2 separate regions of the Mus musculus genome follow, and region 1 is linked to region 2. The links are chromatin contacts, found by POLR2A ChIA-PET in ENCODE. All regions are on one chromosome and are shown on one strand. Each heading gives the region's core, a stretch centred on a gene start or an enhancer-like site at or near the end of the contact. The rest is flanking DNA. Distances are from core to core; before and after follow the strand shown. Region 1 holds the start of Kcnk5 (potassium channel, subfamily K, member 5). Region 2 holds the start of Nid2 (nidogen 2).

Region 1 (5,461 bases), core at 1,453-3,952, 430 kb after region 2:
TACCCAGGCAGCCGAATGAGAAGGAAGATTTTGGAGTTTTCATTTTTTCCTTAAACCAATTTCCTGAGGCCTGAGGCAGCGCCCCAAGTCACAGATCAGAAAGCCGAGAGAGGCAGATTTTTGCAGATTAAGCTGAGGCTGGCAAATGCTTTCATTGGTCCATTTTCATTTCTTGGGTTTTTTCCTTTGAAAAGAGGGAACTTGCCCAGTTGACAAGGTTGTTCTTTTTTTCACTGGGGAGGGTGTGTGTGACAGACTGTCCTTGTTCATTCAAGCAAGCATCTAGAATCTTCTCCAAATCACACTGGCCTGATGTTGCTCAAATTCTTTTTTCTAAAAGTTACCTGTCCACTTTGGGGGTGGAGGTACTGCTGACAGACAAGACCTTAAAATAAAGGGCATTTTGTTTTTTCAAACACCCTACAGAAACCACTTGACCTGTAAAGCCACCGCACCAGATGTACCAGGCTGCATAGCCCCTAAACACTGCCCCCACCCCTTCTCCTTGGGTTTTGAAGTTTATTTTCCCACATTTAGCCTTGAATTCTTTCCTTCCTTCCCCTGCCACGGAGGAGGAGGAGCAGCAGGGAGGGGAGACTTCGAGGGCAGCTGGAGACTTATCATCCTCTCCTCCCCCTCCCCTAAACAAAGCCCCCAGAGCAAACTACACACACACACACACACACACACACACACACACACACACACACAAAACTCTCCTCCAGAGATCCTGTCAGGGCTATCACAAACTGACCACCTTCTTCCTCCTCAGCACACCCAGATGCAGCAGACGGGTATGTGGATCTTTCCAGAACCCCCTGGAAGAACAGCTGTCTTTTGAAACTCACCACTAGCATCACTATCACGTAACCTTCCACGCCCAGCCCCTAAACATAGGGGACAGGTCTACTCAAAAGCAACAACACACCTAGTGGTGTAAACCTGCTGAGGGCAACTCTCTGATGAGCCCATGATCTCTCGGGCACCTAAAATGTTTCTGTGAATGTCCATCTGAAATTAGGAGGTAGTACCAATAGGATGTGTTTAGGTTTTCTCAGTTGTCAATGGTACAATAGTTCAGGGCAGGACAAGGATGAAGACAGGTTTGTTCCCATTTGACAAAACAGGTAAATGAGGCTGGAAAGTGAGAGGCATGAGACAAGTGGAAAGAAGTGGGGGCTGATGTCGATCAGATCTATAATGATTTGAACAGTCTACCCCTGCTCCAGTTTAATCCTACCATTATTGTTAGAAGGCCAGGAACAGGATGGATGGATGCTTGGGGCTGAGCCCTCAAGAAACAGAGAAGAACCTCTGACCCTAAGTTGGCTCAAGGTTCCAGTTGAGATGGTCAGCCAAGTTTACCATGGTGAGGTCAATGGTCTACTGGGTGTGTGCATTCTCAGATAAGTGACTCCACAAGCTAACATCAGGGAAACATCCCCTCACCCACACTATCCTCGCTCCCTAAAAGGGCACTACCTGAATTTGGGTGTTCGTTTGTGCAACCTGCTGTTTTGACAAAGCTTAATTCCGAGTCCTTGAGGGATGGCTCAGCTTGCTAAGACTTCATGGAAGCCTGGGACCGTCCCGAACATTCCAGCCACAGACCTTCCTCCGAGGCACTTAGGATATGTCCGAGCTCCCTGCCCCACTCAAAGTGCAGCAACTGGCGGGTGTGTTTTTGCTCACACCAGGTCTGGGGGCCCTCTGCTGTATTCAAGTTTAGAAAGGTCGAGCGGGCGCGGCAACGGCCCTGGAGCGGGAGGTGGTGACGCGAGGGGTGGCACCCGGCTCTGCTCCCGGACTCCGGGAGCGTCTCCAAGGAAAGATAAACTCCTTTATCCGCCCCACAGCCTCCCTCCAAAGAGGGAGGCACCCGCACACCCACACTAAGCCACCGCGGGGCCCAGTTCATCCTGGAGTCAACCCCAAGTTCTCTCGGAACTTACTAGGTACTGACCAAGTCTGCGCGCGTGGGGGAATCTCCCTGTCCCTAGACGAAAGACACAGATCTTTGCGACCTGACACCTGATGAGGCATTTTCTCCCGCCACCCAGGGACTTCTGGTTGGGACTGGGGGGTGGGGGGTCGTCTTAAACTGTAGGAGGGAGTATCCCCTTCAATACCGCTATAGTCCCAACAGCTTCAGATGCATGTGGAGGATTCTGGCGACCGACGGCTCACCTGTAGGATCTTGTCCAGTCCCTCCTGACTCAGGCACGGAAACTCCTTGAGTAGATGCAGTTTCTGTGTATAGTAGTTTTTCTTGGCCTCCTTCCAGTGTGGCTCCTCCAGCACTTCGAAGATCGCTGCCCCGATGGCCAGGTAGAATATGATGGCCGAGGTGAGTAAAGGACCCCGGTCCACCATGACTCTGGAATGGCCACCTCCTGGAGAAAGAGTCCCCTAATTCCAGCAGCTCCGGGTTCACTCGTCCTGCAGCCCTGGACACAGCTGTTTGAATTTGGAGCTCCGCATGCGCAGTGCCCGGTACCCCCGCGCGCCGCTCCCGGGACAGTTGCTTGGCCAAGTTGGCTCCCTGAACGCGGGGAACTGCGTGGATCACGTTCTCACAGGCCAGGGTGAGCGCACATCAAAAGGGGGTTGGGGCCACCCCAATCTCTCGATCCTGAAGGGTAGGGTGAAACTCAGGACCCACACCAGCAGACACGTGTGCCGCCTCTGCGCGCGCGACAGTACGCCCAGCGCGCCTCCGCAGGGCTCTTTAAGCAGCTCTCAGCCCGCCCGCTCGCGCCAGACCCTGAAAGGGGTGGAGTCCATTCGGAACCCGCCCCTGGCCCCGCCCAGCGCGCCTGAAGTCATTACACCAAACACCGGGTTCTCCAAGCTCCAGGCCAAGGCTTCATGGCCCCACCAGACTTCCAGGAGCCACACAGTCGCGGGATTTGCGGTCTGCGGGACTCCAGTTGCGTATTAGAAATCGATATAATTCGCTAAAACGGTCATGCACCTTACTGCTGAGGTCAGAAATACATTGCCAGTGTTACTATCACATCCAGATGTTTCCCCAATTATTCCTGGGGCTCACACACTTACTTATCTGACCCGAGTAAGGAGATTGGATCTGAATTAGGATTACTGGGAATTAATCCCAACCACAAATGGGTGAAGAACCCATCCCAGGTCATCTGTGTTCGCGACACTTCTGAGAGAGGCGACAGACAGCCACACCCACATTACAAGGACCTCTTCCTTACTCCCAAGCCTGCTTAAAATTACAACACCACTTCCCCCTTACCCACCCCAGCTGGAATATCTACTGGAGAGACTAGAAATGCTTTCCACTCGGTGATGCATTTATCCACAGGCCTGTTAATAGCGATAAACACTCAGACCAGGTGTGGTGGTAGTGTGCACATTTAGTCCCAACTAGAGAGGTATACCAACTTTGTCTACATAGGGAGTTCTAGGCCAGCCAGGCTACACAGTAAAACCTTCTCTCAAAAATAAACAAATACTTGATAATAGGCAGAAGATGTGAATACATCTGTCAAAACTCGTCTGAGTTACTCCTCACTCTGCTTGCTTCTCTGAGCATTTATAAACCCTGGGCAGACGACATGTTTTTGTATCGTAATCGGGGGTTTGTCGTTAGATCTACTTTCCAGGAAAGAAATGGAAGCTAGGCAGAGCCATTTGGGCAGCCTCCACTGTCTCAAGTCAGGGGTGCTGACTTGTGTGCCAGAGCCACAGCCTGCCCCTGACCTCTGTGGCAGCAGATGCAACAGAGGCCAGAGTCCCTGGCACTACCCCCTCCCCAGGGCCTTTTCCTTCTGTGGGTGATTAATCGTCACAGGCCGAGAGTTGCAAGAAGGTTGTCTGTGGCTCTTGAAATCTTGCTGCATCTGCAGAGCTAAGGATGGCTCCACACTGCTGATCAGTCAATCATTTAGATAGGGTCTCCCTGTGTAGCTCTGGTTATCCTGGACCTCGCTATGTAAACCAAGCTGACTTTGAACTCACAAAGATCCACTCCCTACACTTCCCAAGTGCTGGAATTAAAGACATGGCCACCACCTCTGGCCTTCAATTGTTTGTAGCTCTTGTTTGAAGATTGTGAACATGCCCTGAGGGAGAAGTCTGAGCAGGAAACCGAGAAAACTCAGGTTTCTAGGGCAGGAGAGATGGCTTGTCAGTTAAGAGACTGACAGCCCTGTCTCGAAAAACCAAAAAAAAAAAAAAAAAAAAAAACAGAGAGAGACTGACAGCTATTACAGAGGACAGAGTCTCATTTTCCCTGTAACTCCAGTTCCAGAGTATCCAATGCCTCTTCTGAGCTCTGTGAGCACACACACACACACATAATATATGTATATATGAAAATTCAGGCTTTCTAACTTTGTGTCCCAGTGCCTGCTTCCTTCCTCAGGGTACTTCCATACAAGGCTTGCCCTGGGCCAGGCCGCAGGATGATGCTTTTCCACTACACAGCAGCAGGCCTCGTTGCCTGCCCTAAACAGATTTTTCTCTACCTTTCTGTAACACCTTCTCTCTCCAATATTCCCGATGTGGTCTGAACCCCAATCTCACAGCCTTCAACTGGCTGTGGGGGCCACCAGACTTCTGTCCCAAGCATGCCCAGACCTTTTCATGGCTGGAGCTCACCCCCCTAGTTATAAGGTCGGGGGCTGCATGGGGTGTGAACACTTCAATCAACATGTGGAAAGCAGCGGTTAGGCGATCGATCACATGATTCTCCTGAAAATTCTCTGCCATTTCACTTCCCTGGCAGCTGAACTCTTCCTGGGAAGGAAAGGGGCCTCTCTCCCCTTATTTCCACTTCACTGCCTCACAAAACACACTGAAGCATACAGTAAGATGAATTGATCTTTATTCAAAGTGCTCTCTCTCTCTCTCTTTCTCTCAGTATATGCATGCATGGAGGTCAGAGGTCAGCCTCAAGTGCCATTCCTTAGGTATTCTCCACTTATTTTGTTTATTTTTATTTATGTGTCAGCGTGGGCCTTTGTGAGTGTATGTGCAGCATGTGTGTGCAGGAGCCCATGGAAGCCAGAAAGGGCACTGGATTCCCTGGAACAGGCAGTTGTAACCTCCATGTAGATGCTAGGAACTGAACTCAGTTCCTCCGCAAGAGGCCCCAGCTTCACTCTTTGAGACAGGCCCCGGCTGCCCTGAAGCTGGAGGACTGGGTTAGGCTGGCTGGACAATAGGCCCCAGAGACCATCCTCTCCAGACTCCTCAGCACTGGAATTCAATATCTAACTACTTCCTGCTCCTCATCTAGCCATGGGACCTGGGCACTGAGCTCTGTGCCTTATGTGTGTGCGCACGCATTTCTCAGATTCAAATCTATTTCTCCAGCTCCATTATTCAAAATGGTTTTATTTTTAGTTTCTCTGTCCTTCCCTTCTGTCTCTCTGTCTCCTGTTACTTTTTCCTTTCTGGCTTTATCTGTACTGTGTCCAGGATGCTGTCT
Region 2 (5,934 bases), core at 2,564-5,063:
GGAAGGCTGCTGGGAACGAATCTGAATGTCCACTATATCAGCTCTCTCTGTATTTAAAATCACAGGAAACCTACATGTTCGATAACACAGACGACAAGACTGCGAGACTCACAGTTTATACACTGTACATTTTACATCAAATACTATCTTACGAATGGTATTTCTTCGGCCCAACATAATTCTACTTGAGCCTCAGTCTGGGAAGACATGCTAGTTTGCCCAATTCTATTTTTTCACAGGCCAACACACCAGTCTTGAAATATAATGGATAATAAAGTTATGCGGAGAATCCCTGAATACTAGGCCACCCATAGAGTGTGCTTGTCTGACTTTGCATGGAGCAGATGCTCCTGGGCTACCCATGGACATTGCTCATCTGACGATGCACAGAACATGCTCTTGAGTACTCGCTTCTATCTGCACACTGAGGCACAGATGTGCTTTAACTTTCCTAAGCAAAATAACAGGAAGTAACGTCATTCTTGGGGTCATGGCACTCATAACAGAATGTGTCACTGGAGATCTATTGGGAAGGCGTCGTGTCTGATACAGACCCTAGCTCGAGATGGATAAAATAATCTCAATTCTCAAACGTTCTTCAGTCTACTGTAAGGACCCAACCCAAGAGGGCTAAACGCTTCTACATCCTTTACAACTTCAGTTTGAAAGGGGCCTCTGCCTCTTCAGCCAGCTGGGCAGGTCATGGAAATTCTATCCTTGCAAATGAAACTGTGGGTACCAGAAAAGCATTTTTTCCCTCTGACTAGTGAAACAGCTATGACAGAAATTTTCTTTTCCCCATGACACTTTAAAAATGACTCCTTTAAAAGTGACATTTTAAAGAAGCTTCTCTTTTGGTGCCATGGAGTTGCTTAAAAATAAATTAGAATAAAAGCTCTAAGGAATGTCTGTTTGAGCACAGCTGTGATTCGGGGAAACAAGACTGTTCATTTCAGCCATCTCTCCCCTGGAACTCCTTCTTGGTCCTCAGATTACATGGGAATCAAAACTAGTGCTATCTTTATTTTCAAAGCCAGTTGGCCTGTTTTGCTGGCAAATACATGTTATGCTAGAGCCTTGCATTTATGCTTCATTTTCAGAACCAAATTGTGATGGTGAGCCTGTAAGGTCGAGGATCAGGTCATGACAGCTAGGGTAAGCTTTCGGGAATATTGCATGAATGAATGAGAGACTGATGAAAACCGGAGAACAGTAGTGGGTGGGTTGCTAAGCAGCTTGGTAAAGAGGATTACAAATTAGGTCTGATTAGTAGAAAAGGTGGCAGAGAAGAATGTTGTTCTAGGCCAACAGAGCTGGGCCCTAGTCCCAGGGTGGCTTGCTTGGCTTCACCCACTCAACAAATACTCCTTGAATACTCTAGGCACCGTGACAGGCTCAGAATAAGACAAAATTTCTTCTCCCAAAACATACTGATGGTGGCTAATCAGACCAGGGGAGAGATGTGGAAAGAGAGACCACCACGGTAAGCGTGGTGGAGCAAGAAGAGGCTTCTAGATCTGGCTGTTTTCCAGGAAAGCTTTCTGAAGACTATTGCTTCATGTCTTGAGGGATGCAAAGGGTCATTTATGGATTGGTGGGGACACTTATCCACCATAGGGAAGGGGACTAGTGTGTGAGCTATTCTGCGTCATGAAATATAGGAGGTGCCATTTGAGAGCCGATGGCACAGCCAGAGATGAATCAAGAGAAGTAACCTAAGTTACTTTGCAAAGTGAAAATGCCATTGAATCAGTAAAATCTTCGGTTGAGGGTAGAAGTTTAGAGATTAGACAAAACTGGGTTTAAAGAAAAGCTCTGATGCACACCAGTCATGTGGCAATAATCACTTAAAACAACAAACAAACAAACAAACAAACCACTGCCCAAGCTTAGTCTCCTTAGCACAGTGTCCTGCTGATTTGCTTGTCTATTACATCCAGCAACTCCTCTCAAATCAAATGTCTTAAGACAACAGATATTTAGTAATTCTCGGGGTAATTAATTCTTAATCAAGAATCTGTTGTGGCTTAACTGAGTGAGGCCTTCGCTTCAAGGGTCTATCATATGGCTGCAACCAAAGTCAGCCAGGGCTGTGGTGCTATCTCAAGACTCCACTAGCTCACCTACATGACTCTTAGCAGAATCTGGTTCCTTACTGGCTGGTGACCAGAGGCTGTCTGGAGTTCTTTACTCTGCATTGCTCTCCAAATGCAGTAGATGGCTTCCTCAGAACCAGTGGAGAGATGGTGTTGGCTGGCACGACAGAAAAGCCACTGAAGTGAATTCTCATCACTATGGCCCCCATTCTGTTGGTGAGAATACACAGGCTAGCCCACCTTCCTGGGAGGCTGGGTGATTTTACAAGGGAGGAAACACTAGGAAATCAGGCTGTGGGGATTCCGTCTTGGAATTTGGTTTGCCACTAATTTGTAGGACAGACCTCCAGTCAAAGTTAGCTGCTATTGTTATGCTGAATGGAGGAGATGTGCCGAGCCTGAGGAAGAATCCATGAAGGATGGAAGAGGTGACCTTGAACAAGTCAAATAATCTCACATCTTTGAGACACCATTTTGTCCTCAGCAAAATGTAAATATTTGGTCCCAAGAGGAAAAATGAGAAAAAAAAAATGTGCAAACTTGAGTTTGTTTTGTGTAAGAGCAAACATACCCCTCTCCAGCTAGAGGGAGCAAACTGCTGTGGGCCTTTTTTGTTGTGTTGATTCAGAGTCTTTCAGTCTGGTGTCTTCAAGAAGTTTTAGTATTTGGCCCCATGGGTCTTTAAGAATTACATAGCTGGATAAACACAAAGAGAAAGCTCTGTTTGAGAGTCCTATATCTTTAAGTTTTTTTTTAAACTACCTTTGCTTCTAAGGAGCCTGTGGGGGATGGGCCAAGCCGAGAGAAAACGGACTGTACGTGGGAAATTTCACCCTCCTGATAATAAAATAGTAATAAAATCTCATCCGGCTCCCAGAGGGGATGTTTATGATGGAGGGGGTTCCCCAACACCGGCACAGCTGCTTTCCAGGTTGTAAGGTTTCCCATCCTGCAGGGCAGCTCGGGTTACCGACTCTGTGGCCTCCCGCTAGGGCAGTTCCTAAACTCCCAGGCTTTGGGAGAAACACTCAGTGGTTCCGCCCCGGCGCCTGGCCGCCTCACTCCAGGCTCCAACTCAAGGGGGTCACACAAAGTAGGATTCACCGTCTGCTGAAGGGTGGTTTCCCCCAGGGAAGGCAAACAGCTGGGGAGGACATTTCAGAGGGTGGCAGTGTCCTTACAAAGGTTAGCCAGCGCTTGGGGATAGAATTTAGGAGTCAGCCTTTCACAAAGGCATGCTTCTCAGCAGGAAATTTGGGTGGGGCGGAGCAGCCCCCGGATGGAGACAAAGCTCCTTTGATTCTTTATCCGAGGGCCAGGCCTCTAGCGAGAGGGGTACCCCGGACCCTAGGGCAGGGCGCGAACTCCAGTGTGTTCATTACCCTCCCTCGCTCTGCCAACCCAGTGCGCACAGTCGCTCCTGCCCAGAGCTGCACGCGCGCCGAGGGTCCTGCCAGCCCTTGAGGTCACCTCCTGCAGCGTCGTAGCCTACACTGGAGAGTTGGGGGTAGCCCAGGAGTAGTTGGGACAGCCTAGACCAGACCGGGCCAACGGCCTCACCTTCCAGCCCGGCCACTCCAGCAAACTACAGCAGTCTTAGAAAACCTAATGAGAACCACATGTAGTGGCCGCTGGCGAACTTTCTCAGAGTCGCTGATTGGTCAGTGGCCGAGAGCTGTAGCCAATCAGCGCGCTGGGCGGGCCCGTATTGCGGACCAGAGGTCCAAGTTGGAGTCTGGCGGGCAGTGTGGCCCGCAGAGACTTGCGGAGTGGAGGGCAGAGCCAGGGAGGAGTGAGCATGTTTCGGGACCCGACAGCCGGGTGGCTAACACCGCCATCACCGCTATCGCTGCTGGTGATGCTGTTGCTGCTGTCGCGAGTCGGGGCTCTGCGTCCCGACGAGCTCTTTCCTTACGGGGAGTCGTGGGGAGACCAGCTGCTGCCGGAGGGCGACGACGAAAGCTCAGCAGCTGTGAAGCTGGCAATACCCCTGCGTTTCTACGATGCCCAGTTCAGCAGCCTCTACGTAAGTTCAGCTCCCGGAGGTGCGCGGTTGGGTGTGGGACTCTTAGCTTCTTCCCAGGGAGTGGAACAACCTCCATGTTTAACTGTCGTCCCCTCTGGGGACCAGGCTTAGCAGCGGCGCTGCAACTTCTTGATCCTTACTGTGGAGGAATAAGGATCGTTTCAAGGGCGAGCTGGAACCGTGCCCCTCTACTTTGACATTCTAGGCAGGAAGATGAAGTTAAGGCTGCGAGTGGGGTTTGCGTTTAGGGCGGTGGGGGGGGGGGGACTGTGCACGCCGGCAGAGCTATCTTAAGGGCGAGCAATACTGGAGAAAGATGGACCGGTTCGAGAGCAGCCGCACCTGTGGGTCGCAGTGCACTGGAGGGTGAGATAGGAGCTTGCTACCCTGGATGTGGCTCAACCTTGATTGGAGTAGAAATATTTTCTACAATAGGTGGACGGTAGGTGCGTACGACTGGAGCACGGTGGCTGCCCTTGGGCTTGAGCGACCACCACTATTTTGACCTTTTAAAAATATTAAAAATGTTGGGGATTCACGTGCCACCTCGTGTGTATGAAGATCAGAGAACTGGCTTTTTCTTCCACCTTGTGTCCTAGAACTCAAGTCGTCGGGTTTGACGGCAAGGTGCCCTTACCTGCTGAACTGTCTCACCGCCCCTTGGTCTTATTGTAGGTGGGCACCAACGGCATCATCTCCACCCAGGACTTCCCCAGGGAGACTCAATATGTAGATGATGATTTTCCTACTGACTTCCCAGCCATCGCCCCTTTCCTGGCTGACATCGACACTAGTCACAGCAGGGGCCGGATCCTGTACCGCGAGGACACCTCCGGAGCTGTGCTGAGCCTGGCTGCCCGCTACGTGCGCACTGGCTTCCCGCTGTCGGGGTCCAGCTTCACCCCCACCCACGCCTTCCTGGCCACCTGGGAGCACGTGGGCGCCTACGAGGAGGTCAGTCGCGGGGCTGCGCCGTCAGGAGAGGTAAGTGAGGGATACCCTGCAGCTGAATAAATTAAAGGGACGGCCTGAATTTTGTGTTGGATCTAAGGCTTTGACTAGGAGTTTCTTCCCTTGATCAGGCGTTGAACTGGATGAAACCAGTGCTTAGGCAGCTTGTGAGTGAAGTCTATTTATTGTCTCTGGGGGCATTCTAAGGCTCTCCTAAGTGGCTAAGTCGGCTTAGTGAAATGAGGGACTAAGGCTCAGATACCAAGAACCACCTATAAGTACACAAATATTTCTAATGATAGGTTCATTGAAGGGAAAAAATGGAAAATTGAGGAAGTTTTCAAAAGGAACAACCTCTTATTTTCCTACCACTGTTAATTAATTAATTAATTAATTAATTTTTTTGGTATGAGTTGGGCGTGGCAGCACATGCATTTAATTCCAGCAGAGGCAAGCAGATCTCTGTGAGTTCGAGGCCAGCCTGGTCTACAAAGTGAGTTCCAGGACAGTGAGAATCCACAGAGAAACCGTGTCTGGACAAACCAAAAGTAACCCATATTTTGTATGTACATTCCCAGCTATTGCTTTAGCATATTCTTGCCATTAGCAATGGTGGGTTCACAGTGCCCATAATACTGTTTCACTTGCTTCTTCTGCTGGATTGTATACTCTTGAAAGTGTGATTCTGTAACATTGAAACAGCTGTATCAGACCTCCCCCAGTGAACTTATGACCCTTCCTAGGGATCATTAAGGTTGCTCCCGTGTTTTTATTATAATCAGTACTATACAACACTTTTCAAGGTTTTTATTTTATTCATATGTGTGTCTCTCTCTGCTGGTGTTGGTAGGGCTAGAAGAG

What was found. ChIA-PET counts read pairs that join two places held with the same protein, here RNA polymerase II (POLR2A).
Region 1: POLR2A ChIA-PET joins it to region 2 with 10 read pairs in embryonic stem cell. The contact joins the promoter of Kcnk5 here to the promoter of Nid2 in region 2. POLR2A ChIA-PET finds 5 or more read pairs at or near these places in 3 of 5 experiments (Patski and embryonic stem cell).

What each region holds. Positions count from the first base shown.
Region 1 is chr14:20,179,080-20,184,540 of GRCm38, forward strand. Kcnk5 (potassium channel, subfamily K, member 5) reads right to left here and starts at 2,703. Exons shown (of 5, transcript NM_021542.4): 1 at 2,188-2,703. The coding sequence starts at 2,373.
Region 2 is chr14:19,747,444-19,753,377 of GRCm38, forward strand. Nid2 (nidogen 2) reads left to right here and starts at 3,814. Exons shown (of 21, transcript NM_008695.2): 1 at 3,814-4,122; 2 at 4,798-5,106. The coding sequence starts at 3,895.